Regions from separate parts of the Mus musculus genome. Here region 2 is linked to region 1. Evidence: chromatin loops called from intact Hi-C (ENCODE). Cell type or tissue: heart. All regions are shown on one strand.

Region 1 (2,500 bases):
TATGTAAGTACATTGTAGCTGTCTTCAGACACACCAGAAGAGGGTGTTAGATCTCATTACGGATGGTTGTGAGCCACCATGTGGTTGCTGAGAATTGAACTCAGGACCTTCAGAAGAGTAGTCAGTGCTCTTAATCTCTCCAGCCCCCGTTTTCATAGCTCTTGAAACAAAAAAAGATATGTACTATTCAACTTCTGCTGCATACAAACACAAATTGGGCCTGTTTTCTTCTGTCAGTCCTGTTTGTTTAATAAGTGATATTTGTCCTAAGAGATTACTCAGTGGCTAAGCTGCTTTTCCAGAGAACCAGAGTTTGTGCCGCAGCACCTACATCAGAGACCACGTAACTATTTATGTAGGGGTGGGGGGGCTTGTTGGGTTGTTTGAGTTGTTTTTTATTTTTTTCAAGATAAGGTTTTCCAGCCAGGCGTGGTGCCGCACGCCTTTAATCCCAGCACTCAAGAGGCAGAGGCAGGTGGATTTCTGAGTTCAAGGCCAGCCTGATCTACAAAGTGAGTTCCAGGACAGCCAGGACTATACAGAGAAACCCTGTCTCAAAAAAAAAAAAAAAAAAAAAAAAAGATAAGGTTTTCCTGTGTGTATATGCTCCGTCCAGGGAGTGGCACTATTAACTATTAGGTGTGGCCCTGTTCAAATAGGTGTGGCCTTTTTGGAGTAGGTGTGGCACTGTGGGTGGGTGTGGGCTTTAAGACCCTCATCCTAGCTGCCTGGAAGTCAGTATTCTGCTAGCAGCCTTCAGATGAAGATGTAGAACTCCCAGCTCCTCCTGCACTGTGTGCACCGTAGATGCTGCCATGCTCCCACCTTGATGATAATGGACTGGACCTCTGAACCTGTAAGCAGCCCCAATTAAGTGTTGTTCTTTTTATAAGAGTTGCCTTGGTCATGGTGTCTATTCACAGCAGTAAAGACATTCTGTGTAGCTCTAGCTGTCCTAGAACTTGCTCTATAGACCTAGCTCGTTTTGCCTCTGCCTCCCAAGGTCTGGGATTGAAGGTGTGTTCTACCATTGCCAAACTTTTCCAATTATCTTTAACCCAGCTCTGGGAGCTCTGACTCCTCCTGGTCTCCTCTGGTACTGCACATACATGCACATACCTCTACATAAGCAACCATACATGCAAATGATTAAAAAAAATTAGGTCTGGAGAGATGACTTAACAGTAAAGAGCACTTACTGCTCTTGCAGAGGACACAGGTTCAATCCCCCCATCCACAAGGTGGCTCACAAACATTTGTAACTCTAGTTCCAGGGACTCCAAAGCCCTCTTCTGCTCTCAGGTACTGGGCTTGCTCAGGGTGTGTGTGTGTGTGTGTGTGTGTGTATACATGCTAGCAAAAATAATACCTCATGTACATAAAATTTTTAAAAATGAATCCTAAAAAGAAAGAAAGAAAGAAAGAAAGAAAGAAAGAAAGAAAGAAAGGACTGAAAACTAGTAGGCTTTGAAGTTATTTTGCACGGCAGGCAGATGCCTGATTTACATTATCTGAGAACACTGAACACCTGGAGCACAACCACACCAGCTTTTCCTCTGAGTCATCAGAGAGTTGCTCTTCAATGTGACATCTGCAGCTCCCGTTACAGATGGGAGAGCCAGCAGAGCGGTCTCAGAGAACTGGTTTACCTGCTGCTAGTCAAACCCAAACCTTCCCGAAGGGGCAGACCCCAATCACAGTACTTGTGAAAATCCTGCTGGGGCTGGGCTGGAGAGATCGCTCAGTGGTCCCAGCAACCATGTGATAGCTCACAACTATCTGGAATGGGATCTGACGCCCTCTTCTGGTGTGTCTGAAGACAGCGATAGTGTACTCATATATATCAAATAATTCTTTGAAAAAAAAATTGAAGACTTTTCTGTGGAGAGGGCTGAGTTTTTTGAGACAGGATCTTGCAACTTAGCTTGGTTAATCTAAACCTAACATTAGGCCACTCTGGCTTTGATTTTATGGCTATTCTCCTGCCTCAACCTCCCAACCACCAAGATCATCACAGTGTGTACTGCCACACATCTAGCTTTTTTTTTTTTTTTTTGAGACCTCTTGCTTCTACTTTCCAGCTTGTTGCCACTGGACCTGAAGACAAATCATCTTTCTACTCCATAAAACCGACCTTGCCTTGCCCCACTTAAAATCCTTTGGGGGAGGAGGGCAGGGCCAAAACAACGATTTGAAAAAAATGGAGGCATGGGGAAGGGGCCTCCATTGTGCACTGCCCATGAGTGCAAACAGACATCTCATCAGGTAAAGGACCGGAAACATCAACCCTGCCGACATTAGTTCCGGGCTCAGGACTCACAGGGTGCAAGGGGAAAAAGGATCCCCTCAAGCTGTCCTCTGTCCTCCATACCCGGGTTGTGGCATGTGCACACACATACACAGATAGGTAGACAGACAGACGGACGGACAGATATAATAAGAATGTATTTTAAAAGAGGCTGGGGGTGCGGTTCTATGAGAGAGCACTTGTGGAGCGCAC
Region 2 (2,500 bases), 76 kb after region 1:
TTGCGTCCTGTCAAAGGCACTGGACCACAGGATGGACGGAGATATATATAGTCAAATTGGAAAAAGAGGTTAAGAGGAACGTCAACCCAGATGGACCAAAGCCTACTAAGATGGACTACTAAGATGTCCGGATGCCATGGTAACGGTAAACGGTTGGCAGGATTAATTGGGCAGACCTAAACTGAACCAGGAGTCGAGGCAGGAACTAGATAGCAAGAATTTGAGAGCCATGGACACAGGGGGAGCTACCTGAGGCAAACATTCCAAGTCCAAACCTCCTGATTTGTCCCTGGATTCGCCCAACTGAAAAACTTGTGAGACTCATTAACACTTAGAGGGTGGGCAAGACTAGAGCAACAGAACCAAAAAAAAAAAAAAAAAAAAAACCCCAAACACCAAACTCTATCTCTGTTAAATAAAAAACTACGGAACTACAGGCACAGTAACCACTCAAAGGCAGCCCTACAGCATTACTTCCTCACTGACGCCCGAGGCTGGGGTTGGGGGTGTGTGTGTGGGGGGGTGATGTTCCGATGTCTTCGCTGGAACGTCTTTATTCCACCAAGGAAATGCAGGCAGCATTATAAAAAGCATCTTATACACACAGGCCGTCCAAAGCCCACACGATAAGGTGACCCATCCCAATCCTAATTCCTTGGACATGTCTACCTGGCCTGTCTTACTGCAAATGCTATTTTTCCACATTGTGCTCCGCTGAAAAGCAGCAGCACCCTCAACTTCCTTCCCGGGTGTCCTAAAGACGAACCTCGGAGTAAATCTTCCCGGTAAACACACCCAGAGCTTTGTTTTACACGCAGAATTCCACTCCGGTCTCTCTCTGCTCCGAGAGAGAGGGGCTCGGACTCCTGGTGGCGGAGGCCAAGGGCGATCGCCAGGTTCCGGATGGCCCGCGCCGGCCGCGGCTCGCACCCCTTCCTGTCTCGGCTACCCACGGCGGGCGAGCGCGCGGCGCCCAGACAAAAGCTCGGGCCGTCGGCCCACGGGCCGCGCGGGGCGCCCTCCGGTCCCCCGATGCAACTTTGCCCGCGGGAGGCGATGAGGCGCCGCGGGGCCCGCTGCGCTCCGCAAGCGCGTGGGCCGCGGGGCTACCGAGCCGAGGAGGGCGCGGTGCGCCCCGCCACTCACCCGCGGGGCCGGGGCCCGCGCCACCCCGACGGCCAGGCCCGCAGGCCCACATTGTCCGTGGCGCCGCAGCGGTCCTGCCGCACACGCCCCCTGCCCGCGCCCGCCCCGGGCCCGCCGGCCGACCGGCTGCGGCCGCCAAACTTTCTCCTCGGCGCGGCGTCTCGGTCGCCTGCCTCACTCAGCGCGTCAGGCAGGAGCTCGCCGGGTCGAGCCGCGCGGGTCCCTCCCTCAGCCCCACCCCGGGGGCCGCCGACCTGGTCGGGCTCCGATTCATAGTCGTCGTCCTCGGCGCTCACGGACATGGCCATGGCTCATGGTGGGCCCAGCCTCGCGCGCGCTGACATGGCTGGAGCAGCGCCGCCGCCGCCCGCAGGGAGCAGGCTCGGCTCACCCTGGCTAGCGCTCGGGCTCCCGCGCGGCGAGGAGGGAGCCGCCGCCGCCACCGCGCGCCTCGCACGCCCGCGCGGGAGGGGGCGGGGCGGGGCCGGTGCTCATGCATATGCATGAGGCGAGCCAGGAAGGGGCTGGCCCCCCGGGCGGGCGGACCAATGACGCGGCCGCGGTGCTCGGCCCCGCACACAAAGGGAGCCCGGCCTGTGGTGACACGGGGGCGGACCCGTGGAGGGAGGCCGCGGGGCGCGCGGCGCGGGGACTGGGGCTGCGTGGGGGCGTGCCCCGCGCCCCGCCCTAACGGGTCCGCGCCGCGCGCTGCGGGATACATATAGGTGGCTTGCTTGCATGGCGCCACTGCCGCCGCAAGCTGCCACAGGAAATGTACACCCGTCTTGGGGTGGGGTCTTTTGTGTGGTCCCTAAGGGGCGTCTCGTGAGTCCCGGTCCAATGGCCACGGGAGAACCGCCCTATGTGCAACACCAGGCACAGGTTCCCAGGTCTCCTGCAGCAGGATCTGCTTGCGAAGATCGGGATCTGATGCCCGCGAGTCCCAGAGGCCCCCAACCCAGAGTCCGCAGGCCTGTCGGCCTCGGGAAGAATTGGGGCCTCTGTCCTCTCAGCTCTTCCGTTCGCCTTTCCAGGTTGAAATTCGGTGTCAATTTAGCTAGAAATCTGAGGTGTTGCAGGCTCCAGCTGCTAGACTAGGAGCTGTCAGAGAGAATACCCCAAGACTTGGCCTTGAGACGGTCATCCCACCCTCTTGGAGAGAACCACTACTCTCTAGTGCTCACGAGCTGACTTCAGAGAGGTTGCAGGTGCTGCAGTCCGGAGCACAATAATCCTAGGAGATTGGGCAGGAAAGGTGTAGGTTTCTGGATTCTTCAACAGTGAAGAATTCTCACCATTGAACTCCGGAAACAGCCCAACATGGCAGAACATCGTCGCTAGGAATCCAGCCTGA

The links. Hi-C counts contacts between places; a loop is a spot of excess contacts. Peaks named below come from ENCODE experiments on the same cell type or tissue, not always from the same donor. Only the 100,000 strongest peaks of a DNase experiment are listed, where the experiment ranks them.
Region 2: a loop joins it to region 1, with 2.3 times the contacts of the local background. A loop is called at or near these places in 3 of 42 quality-filtered maps.

The regions. Positions count from the first base shown.
Region 1 is chr5:122,823,034-122,825,533 of GRCm38, forward strand. No RefSeq gene overlaps it. Among named protein-coding and RNA genes, the nearest start is that of Anapc5, 2.9 kb to the left of the region's middle. In heart, a CTCF peak has its summit at 1,077; no DNase peak of the experiment used is centred here.
Region 2 is chr5:122,898,749-122,901,248 of GRCm38, forward strand. All of the region lies in intron 12 of Kdm2b (lysine (K)-specific demethylase 2B), which reads right to left. Among named protein-coding and RNA genes, the nearest start is that of Gm33118, 42 kb to the right of the region's middle. In heart, CTCF peaks have their summits at 860 and 1,495; DNase peaks (open chromatin) are centred at 963 and 1,683; H3K4me3 peaks cover 2,359 bases; H3K27ac peaks cover 2,056 bases.